2 separate regions of the Homo sapiens genome follow, and region 1 is linked to region 2. Evidence: chromatin loops called from intact Hi-C (ENCODE). Cell type or tissue: heart right ventricle. All regions are shown on one strand. Links, peaks and the distances in the headings refer to the core of each region. The heading gives the core; the rest is flanking DNA.

What was found. A loop is a pair of places that touch in the nucleus more often than their neighbours do. Peaks named below come from ENCODE experiments on the same cell type or tissue, not always from the same donor. Only the 100,000 strongest peaks of a DNase experiment are listed, where the experiment ranks them.
Region 1: a loop joins it to region 2, with 5 times the contacts of the local background. A loop is called at or near these places in 7 of 110 quality-filtered maps.

The regions. Positions count from the first base shown.
Region 1 is chr13:43,130,276-43,135,657 of GRCh38, reverse strand. The region is part of intron 1 of LINC00400 (long intergenic non-protein coding RNA 400); the gene reads right to left. Among named protein-coding and RNA genes, the nearest start is that of LINC00400, 20 kb to the right of the region's middle. In heart right ventricle, for the core only: a CTCF peak has its summit at 3,164; no DNase peak of the experiment used is centred there; H3K27me3 peaks cover 269 bases.
Region 2 is chr13:42,880,603-42,885,984 of GRCh38, reverse strand. No RefSeq gene overlaps it. Among named protein-coding and RNA genes, the nearest start is that of LINC00428, 11 kb to the right of the region's middle. In heart right ventricle, for the core only: a CTCF peak has its summit at 1,962 (motif pointing left); no DNase peak of the experiment used is centred there; H3K27ac peaks cover 444 bases.

The sequences.
Region 1 (5,382 bases), core at 321-5,320, 250 kb before region 2:
CTGCCTCACTCTCTGCCAGCCCTTTTCCTACACAGCCACTCCATTCTAGCCTAGATGGTCCTCTTCCTGACTCCTGAACATTTCCAAAAATTCCTACCGCCCCTCACAAAGGAACAATGACTTGTCATGCTCTCCCTCCCATTTGAAGATTCACACTCACCTGTGCTTCAAGACCCACTCAAATCTTATCTGCTCCTCAAAGTGTTCTATAATTACCTTTTCCTCCATGCCCCCAAAGTAGCCCCCATGTGGCTCCTTCCTGCTTGGAACCCGGGGAGTGTTTGCTTTCTCCCTCATTCAGTTGCCCTGGGGTTGCCTTGCCAGTTAATTTTCATTTGTTTCTTTAGCAAGCATGAGCTGACATCTATAACTGTGGCTCAAGAAATAATACAAATCTTTATCTGTTCTGAGCCCCCACCTGCCTGGCTGGTGGGCAAACTAATCCCGGTCCTTGTGTGGGCCCCCATGGTGGGACCATATAAGCTTCATATGACTCCCAGGCCGGTAGTGTGTATGAGTGCGTGGGGATGGGGTGGGTGAGGGAGGGGTAGGAGCAGATGCTAACTCCACTCTGTCTTCAAGTCTGAAAACACAGCCTGGTACACACATGTTAACTACCAAATTACACGGTCAGTCTGGCAACACCTGCTTCAGCCGGAGTGCAGATGAATGAGTTAACACTAATCAGCTCCTGGGACCCGACTCAGAAGCAACATCTTTGAGGAAGCCTTTTCTAACTTTTTGAGAAAGAAGCCAAAGCTTTTGCAAGGGCCTGTAGACGCCACCTGATTCTCCTTCCTCCCTTTTTTCTTGGCTGCATCTCCCATCCTGAGATGGAGCAGGGACCCCTCTTAGGGGCCTGTGCCCCCCTCACTACCACAAGCATGGAAATGAAAAATCTTAAGTTCCTTCAGATTGCAGGCACTTAGCTGGCCCTGAGAAGTAAATGAGCAATTTGATCAGCAAGAAGGTAATAGTAGCCTAAAACAATAGCCAAGGAAATTAGAGTCATGGGATGTTTGGTTCCCTATAGAAACTAAAGATTAATTCTTAACGTATGTCCCTGAGTTGTTTTCAAAACCTGGACCCCCACCAAATGTATCTGCTGGCACACAGACCTTGGATAAGGGGGAACCGGGGACTGAACTCCGACCACTGCTCTTCGTTCTTTCTTCCTGATGGGCCTGGAAGAAGTCACACCTGTGAGCCAGAGCTAACGTTCTTTTCTGCTAACCCCACATTTTTAAACAAAGCTTCTTTTCCTTAACCAATTGCAAATCAGAAAATCTGTGAACCCACCTATGACGTGTAAAGGCCCCGCTTCAAGGTGTCCCACCTTCTTAGGCCAAACCAATGTATAACCTCCATGCCTTGATTTAAATTTGCCTGTATTAACTTGTTTTCCTGAAAATTTCCCTTGCCTTTAAAAACCCTCGCTTGCAAACCTTTGCAAGGGTTCAGGTCTTAAGCATGAGCTGCCCAATCAACATTGCCTGGTGCCCTGCAAATAAATGCCCTCCTTTCTCCCTCTGCAAACCTCTGTGTGGATGTTTGATCTTATTGCAGCAGGTGAGCACACCCCAGTTCAGTTCAGGAACATCGCCTCTCCCTCACTCCCTCTGCCTCAGCCACACTGCACCCCCGCCCGGCTGTTCCTCAAACATACCAGGCACTATGCATGCTCCCTCCTTGCCCTTCTCACCTTTGCTCTTCCCTCTGCTAGCTACGCAGCTCACTCTCCCTTACTTCAGGTCCTTGCCCTAACATCATTTTTCACTGAGGTCTACCTTAACCATCCTATTATAGTTGGAGTACCCTTCCTAGTGACTTCTGTCCATTTCCTGCTCTATTCTTCTTCAAAATTATGGTTATGTAAAATACATATTTTTTACTACCTTTTTCTTATTTACTATCTATTGCACCACCTTCTCCCTCTGGAATTTAAGCTCCATAGAGCAGAAATTTTAAAATCTATTTTGTTCACTATTGTATCTTTAGTGTAGTGCCTGAGACATAATAGGCAGTCAATAAGTATTTGTTGAGTGAATAATTTTTTTCTTGAATATTTTCACCAAACCTTATGCCACAATCTGTAACTCCTCCTAGTTTTTTTTTTTCTGATGTCCACAGATGCACCTCTCCAGTAGGCTGTGTGTTCTAGTAAATGAATAATGGATGCCCAAAGGAATTGAGGCCAAAAAAATGTGCCTTACTCTTTAACTCATAAGACATAATACTTGCCAATTAAATAAAAAGGGGAAATTTTAAAACATACATGCCCACGTCCTCTAACCTTAGGATAAAAGAAGTAATCTTAGGGGGAAAAAAAACAAGAAACACAGTGCTGACCTTTGCAGGGGTGGAAGGTGCCAAGGGCTGTGGCTGTTTCTCCAGCAGACATGGGGACCACATGCTGAACCATCTCCTCCCTTCCCTCTACCCCTGTGCCTGTCGCCCAGTACACACAACACAAGCTCCATTCAGAGCTGTTGAGTGCAGCCTCTAGCCACGGAGCAGGTGAAGTTAACTGGCCCCCTTGGGGATTGAACCCAGGCTTTGGCCTCATTAGCACCAGCTGCAACCAACTAGTCACACACAGGCTCCACACAAACAGAGAGATCACAGGATGGCTGGGCAGGTGCGTGAATAAACCAACACACCCGTAAATAATGAAATATTTACACGAGGCAGGGTCAGCAAGACTTTGTGAGGAGGGCATTGAGTGAGAGGGGAAGAGCATCAGCTTTCTTTCCTCTGGACAGGAAAAAGCAATGCCCCCTATGTGTGTGTTTAAAGGAGGCCAATAGCCCAGGCAATTTGTAACTTGGGGTGTTGCTACTATTGCTATTGTTCTTTTGATTATTCAGGAACATTTCTTTTCTGTTTTAAAGAAAACTAATTGCAACATCTTGGAGGCAAGGAGGCTTCATTTTCCACCAGTCAAGCCCTTTGTCAATTAAGTAATAAGGTCCATTACACTGCTTCTTAAAAACAATTAACCAACCGACCCTTCCTCAACCTCAGCTTTTGGGAAACTTGCAGCTTCCAGAGGTGGCTGTAACATCAGGGGTCATTTAGCAAATGAAGGGGAGAGTCTTTGGACTGATTCGTAGAGAAAGGCCATGATTTTCACCACCTACTCCTTTACCTAAAATGCTTGCCACAGGGAGGAGCTCTGAGTATGACTCATGTAGCTAGTTTTCCTAGCCCCGTCCTCCACACAGAGGCTGAGGCAAGGATTACAGTGCGGCTGCTTTATTGGAGAGGTGTAACCTTGGAGAGGTGAGGAAAGAAAGAGGAGGAAAGGCAGGAAAGATGAGGATCAAGGTGATGCAATGGTGCTGCTCTAGATGCTGCTTCTTGGTGAGTGGCTAGAGACACAAACTGCCCTGAGTGTGTCCGCTCAGCTCATGGGACTTCTGCAGAAGATTAGCCAGGTTGAATCACACCTCAGGGTGGAGGGAGGACATACTCTCCACCTCCAGTTACCTTGGTTCAGGTTCACACACCATGGAGGTAACACCTTGCATTTCTGGGTATCATCTGGCTCCTCAGGAGCTGCTCAGGAGGCCAGGTCCCATGCCCATGGCTGTGGTATTTTATCCAAATCCTGGAGTGGAAAAGTGACCAGGAATGAGGATGCTCAGCAGTGGGGATGGGGTTATCAGAAGTATTCAAACCAGAGTGACTCCATCTTGAATAGGAGTTGGGTAAAATGAGGATGAGACCTGCTGGGCTGCATTCCCAGGAGATCAGGCATTCTTAGTCACAGGATGAGATAGGAGGTTGGCAGGACTAGTATGAAAGGATACAAGTCAAAAAGCCCCTGCTGGTAAAACAGGACGCAGTAAAGAAGCCAGCCAAAACCCACCAAACCCAAGATAGTGATGGAAGTGACCTCTGGTCATCCTCACTGCTCATTATATATTAATTGTGATATTTGTGTGCTAAAAGACACTCCCATCAGCGCCATGACAGTTTACAAGTGCCATGGCAACACTGGGAAGTTACCCTATATGGTCTAAAAAGTGGAGGAACCCTCAGTTCCAGGAATTGCCCACCCCTTTCCTGGAAAATTCGTGAATAACCCACCCCTTGTTCAGCATATCATCAAGAAATAAACATAAGTGTACTCAGTCAAGCAGCCCATGCCACTGCTCTGCCTATGGAGTAGCCATTCTTTTGTTTCTTTACTTCTCTAATAAACTTGCTTTCACTTTACTCCATGAACTCACCCCAAATTCTTTCTTGTGCAAGATCCAAGAACCCTCTCTTGGGGTCTGAATTGAGACCCCTTTCTGGTAACAGGGTCACACAGACTCAGGGCCCCAACTGGATTCCAGGCAGTTCCAGGGCTTGGCAAAGACAGTGATGCTGTTGGTGGGGTGAGGGGTGTGAGGGGCAGGCAGCAGCTTTGGAAGTAAGGTGGCTTTGAAGGAATCTGAGGAGGCTGTCAACATTTGTGTAATACAGTGGGGATCTCAAAGAGTTCCTCCTACTTCCAACTCAGAAATAACATTTCTTCACAGAACATCTTTTGAAATCCACCAGTCATGCCTTTTGGCTAGTTTGTCTGCTTACATAGAGATCAGGCCAGAGATTCACCCGAGTGTTTCTGCTGAATGACCACTTTCCCCTCTGAGGCCCCACGCTGTCCTGCACTTTGTAAATGCCATGTTCCCAGGTTCCCCTTGCTTGGGCCCAGGTGGCACCTTTTCCCTGCTCAGCCTCTTTCCTCAGCAGAGGACTGACGTTCTTTGAGGTTACAACCAGGGCCTTGAGCAACAAGATTGTGACCTTGAGTGACACAGAAGCCTCAACCAAGAGGGCTCCACTTTTCAAGGTGGCAATTGCAATGAAGTTGGTGCCAATGGGAAAAATATCCTAGATGGAATGACACAGGGAAGGACATGACTTGGCAGTGGTCCAACCAGGTGGACAGTCTGTCTTTCCTTGTCACAGTTTTTATTCCCTGTGGCTTGAGTGCCATGCTTGCTACTTGCAGAGACTGGCATGAGAAGTCAGGTCCAGAGCATGGCACAGCACCTCTGTGAGGGGCTGGTGAGAGGCTTCAGTGACATTTCAAGGCACCAATGTCCACGGCTTTCACAAAACATTAGATATAAGTCAGAGGAGATGGTTTGGGGTCCATTTAGCAATTTCTTTCAAAAAAAGCGATGGAATATACATTTTTTTTCAGAAAGAATATGCATTTTCCCACCATTTTCCCATAGACCATTCATTGCCTTGCACCTGAGAGCCTCTAAGATGTGTGTGGATGTGTGTGTGTGTGTGTGTGTGTGTGTGTGTGTGTGCATGCGTTGGGAGTTGTGAGGACAAAGAATAAGACAGGAACAAAACAAGAAACAAATTATTTGCCCC
Region 2 (5,382 bases), core at 72-5,071:
GTTGTATTTTTAGTAGAGACGGGGTTTTGCCACGTTGGCCAGGCTGGTCTCAAACTCCTGACCTCAGGTGATCCGCCTGCCTCAGCCTCCCAAAGTGCTGGGATTACAGGCATGAGCCACTGCACCCAGCCGGCCAGCCAGTTGTTAAGCTGACTCTCTAAAGTAATAATTGGTTGCAGCCAGTGCCAGGGAAAGGCAGTCTCCCAATAGATAGAAACACCTGAAACTGGTGATCAGCAGCTTCTGATAAGATCTCAGGATTTGGGCAAGAAAGCTCAAGCATGTACATTAAGGGGCAAAATGGCAGAGTTTAACTGATACATGACCTTACAGGAACATTCGACTGGTAAGGGAAGAACGCCTCAAGTAAGTATATGCACAACTCCAGTAAACACACTGGGCTTGCGGCCCCTCCCAAGTGCTGGCCGGCCACTGCGCATGCAGACAGCCCACCCCAAGGGAATCATTGACTCCAGAAGATTGCCAACATATAAAACCCCAAGTCAAAGGCCAAACCATGCACCCAATCTCCCAAGTTGCTCACTTGGCCTTCTTCCAAGTGTACTTGACTTCCTTTCATTCCTGCTCTAATTTTTTTTTTTTTTTTAACACAGAGTTTCATTCTTGTTGCCCAGGCTGGAGTGCAACGGCACGATCTCGGCTCACTCAACCTCTGCCTCCTGGGTTCCAGTGATTCTCCTGCCTCAGCCTCCCGAGTAGCTGGGATTATAGGCATATGCCACCATGCCCGGCTAATTTTGTATTTTTAGTAGAGACGGGGTTTCTCCATGTTGGTCAGGCTGGTCTTGAATTTCTGACCTCAGGTGATCCGCCCGCCTTGGCCTCCCAAAGTGCTGGGATTACAGGTGTGACCCACCGTGCCAGGCCTCTAATACTTTTTAATAAACTCTCACTCCCGCTCTAAAACTTGTCTCAGTCTCTCTGCCTTATGCCCCTTGGTTGAATTTCTTCTGAGGAGGCAAGAATTGAGGTTGGGGCAACCAGTACAGATTCACTGCTGCTAACAGTTGTAGATAATACAGGTCAGGAGATCTTATTCCATTCACAGGATAGGCCTAAGAACTCACATTTTTTGTATGTTTTTTTGTGTATGTTTTCACACTAGAGACATTTCTTGTGGTCCCTAAATACTTTATGTTCAAAGGAAACATTGCATTTTTTCTTTAGGTCGATTTTTTAAAAATCAAGATAAGAAGCCTACATATTTAATTTGGAGATTCGGTTGTCTTTCAGAAAGTATATTTAGAAAAATTACATTGTAGTTATAGTAAATGTAGACATATTTTAAAGTAAAACCCTTGACATTTATAAAGCCAAAAATTTCAAGTTAAAATTCAAAGTTTTGTGATAACTCTGGCTAAAAACTAATTTTTAAAAACATGTAATCATAAAAACAGTGCCTACAATCTTAATTTTAAATTTCAGGATATTAAGCAGATAGGTTGTAATTAGCTGGACTTGTTTGTCCAGTTATGAGAGGATGTGTTTGGAAGTGTGGCTGCCAGAGGAAGTAAAAGGAATTGTTCTGAAACTATTAGCAAGTAGAAGAAAATAGAAGGTTGTGGGCTCTTTGTTTTTATTAATAACTCAGTGGACTAGCACATCTAGAAACTAGCTCCGTGCTGATGTGCATGAAATAATATCGGAGTGAGGTATAATAAAATTTACATGTGGAGAAAGAATATGCCTCTCCAGTTACCATGAGGATTGCATAGAGAATAAATACATGTTAGGCATTCCTTCAAGGAAGGGGCTCTGATTTGGAATTCCTCCCTCCCTTTAAAAATATTCCCTTGTTTAACAATAGAGTTTAAAAAGCATCACAGAGGATTATCATTTTTTTTCTGCTCACAGAATTACATGCTCAGAAGTGAAGGGTTTATATAAAGGCAAATGGGAGAAGCATTTTCATGACATTTATTGCCATGTTGTGCCATCTGCTGGGACAGAGGCTACAGGGACAGCTGTACTGCAACACACACCTCCCCTAGGAAGCTGATTTATTACAAGCCCTTTGCTTTGCTGCTCAGCTGCAGGGCATGTGCTCTGAACATTCCTTCTCACCGTCCCTGGAGGACACTGACCACAGCTGAGCTGAAGGAATCGTCGTCAGTCATCGGGGGTGACATTTCATTCCCTACAAAACCTTACACCAGTGATTGGCACCAGATTATGAACTGATTAGAAATTTCTGTTTTAGAAACCATAGTTGAGCTAAAATGAGTAGAAATTGTGCTTTAGTATGGAGAGAACAGAAACTGATGGGAGAGGGATATTTGAAATTGGACATTGTGAATTAAGAAAAATCAGAAATCAACATTTAAATATATGTCTATAGTCTGTTTTAAATGTGGCACAATGGAGACACAAAGTTAAGTGGTACAGGTCCTGTCCTCAGGCAATGGAGCAGTCGGAATAGGCAAAGTTATGGTGACCACAATAAGCAGCCCCCACCTCTTCTTGGATTAGCAATAGTTTCTTGCCCATGCTGCACTTTATGCACAGGTCAGCAGAAGCCTCTGCTCACCTTAGTCAAGGACTGAGAAAGGCTCTGTCTGTTCTTATGCTTTCCATACACCAAGAGGAGGACATAGTGGCAGTATTCTGTGCTATCTCCAGGAAATGCTTTCTCCAGGAAATGACACATGCTACTTCTGTTCACATGTTATTAGCCAGAACAAATCATGTGGCTATTCCTAATTTTAAAGGTGTGGGAAAGAAAATCCTACAATTTTCTGCAACGTACAAAGGAGGAAGAGAACAAGAACATTTGTAAATAACCCTGATTATCCCCCCAAGGAACACATTCTACAGTTGAAGAAGACACAGACATATGAAAGCTTAAGATCAAAGACACATACAAATTCAAAACAATATCAAAAACCCAGTTCAATTCAAACTTTAGTAAGGAACTAATATAGGCCAGGCACTATGCTAGGCATGGAGACTACAATATCGTACAAACCAGCCACTAAAGAACTTTAGTATGAGTTAGACACACACACACACACACACACACACACAGAGAGAGAGAGAGAGAGAGAGAGAGAGAGTAGGAAAAATGAGATAGAAGCTATGCAAAGCAATGAGATAAAAAACCTAACACGAATGGCTTTTGGTGCCATATCAAGTAGCTTGAACTTTTAAAAGGTTATAAGCAGGGCATGGACCTGATTAGATTTAGCTTTTTATTTTAAATAAATCATGAGTGAACCCAAGAAAGAGATTTGAGGGAGGAAAGCCCAGAAGCAGAGCAATCTGTTAGGAGGCTGGAGGTGATTACATCAGTTCAAGGTGACCCGTGATGAGAGTCCTGAGCTAGAGCCGTGAGAGTATGGATGAGGACAAAAGAATGAGCATGTGGAATTCTCACGATATTAAATCAAGATAAGAAGCCTACATATTTAATTTGGAGATTCAGTTGTCTTTCAGAAAGTATCTTCAGAAAAATTACATTGTAGTTATAGTAAATGTAGACGTATTTTATAAAGTCAGGACTTTGTAAATGACTAGATATAGATGGAGACTGATGAATCAAAGATGAGTTTCATATTTCTAGCCTGTGTAAATACATTGATGGTGATGTGGCCATATATACAAAATTTATAGTATTTCAGAGGAAGGGAGATTTGATGTGGTCAATAAAGAGTTTCAAAGACTATAGAATAAAATTCCATGAGCTCGGGGACATTGTTTTGTTCAATGCTGTATTCCCAGTTCCTTGAACAGTGCCTAGCACATAGTAGTGATTCAATGAGTATTTGGTAAATGAATGGATTTGATAAAAGAGGAAAATTTTTACAGATGGAAAGAAATAAGTATGGTGGTGGCTGGTGAAGGATTGAGTGCAGGGACATTTAAAGCAGCCACAGTGGTGCAGTGATGGTGGTAAGCACGTGTTTGGGGGACATTGAGGAAGAAGAATGTTCAGGCTAGAGTAACTCCATCTTGTATACTAATTGGCCATGTTGACTTCTGATTAACCCCAGTTCCGAAAATGCCTCTAAAATTTCTATTTTATCTACTGTTAAGAGTGTATAATTACGAATAATTCCTGCCCTTAGGTCAAAACAACCTTGATGTTATCGTAAACACATATATCTTCCCCTTAGGCAAATTCCCTATGATTTGTAAGCCCTGGGTCTGTGGGGTAACAGTGTACTGTAGGGATCCACCATTCGCAGCTGCTTGAGATATGGCTTCTGTTCATAAATCCCTATTATTTCATTCTGAGAATCTGGACTTGTCAGCTTCTTTCTTCAGCTCCTCACCTTCCCTGGCCTTTGGAAGTAGGTTTGTATAGGCCTGCTCACCTCGGAACACACACACACACACACACACACACACACACACACAGAGAGAGGGAGAGGGAGAGAGAGAGAGAGAGAGAGACTAGTGTGGTTGTTGCTTGGAAGTGGGAGACAAGATATAGGAGAGGAGAAACACCCTGGAAGAGAGCTTCTCTCAATGTTTTGGAATTTGTCCCAGTTAATTGGCCAACCCCAGGTGTGATAATCAAGGATAGAAAGATTCTTGGGATAAGGATATCATATTAAGCTAATCAGTTATGAATAAACCTAAACCCCGCCAACAGCAGCTGCTGATGCAAACCAAAGGGCTGGCTTTGCCCCTTTACAGGCAATGCCTGTCCTTTAATCCCTGCAGATGGTTAGCAATGCCATGAGCCATAGCATTTTGGAAAAGAAAGGGGAACCACGGGATTTCTGGAAGATATGAGAATGTAGCTCTGCCATTCACTAATGTTGAAACCTTGGACAAATCTCTTATCTCCACCTTACCTCACAGGATAGGTTGTAGACAAACTGATGGGATAAATGCTCTTAAAAGGTAAATGGGAATGCAAGGTAGGAGAGTAGCAAGGGAAATACTATATTAGTTTTAAATGAAAAGATACTTTCTCAACTCCTTTCTTTATTACTAAAAATGTTGGTCCTTCTTTCTTCCTACCTTATCACCATTTTCTAGATCACCTGGCCATGTATACTTACAGGCCTCAACAGTCTTCCTTCCTTCTCATAATTATCCCTGCATAATTCATTGGCAGGGATTATCAATTCTACCACCACAATATCTTTAGCAACTTTCCCTTTTATTTCAGGCTCACTACCATCCTCTTTAATTGGTTTCTTGTGATGTTTTACAGAGACTATTGTCAGAAAAAACCATTGGATCTTTTTGCCTCCTGCACTTCACTTCTATGGTATAAAGGAATCTTTTGAGGAAGTGCGTGTGTCGTTTTAAGGTTTGTGCTAGCCAAGCAGGGAGGAGGCTTGGAATGCTAAGACAGGTACTCAACAATTGGAGAAGGCAGGTTTTAATGAATTCAAGAAAAGATTGTTT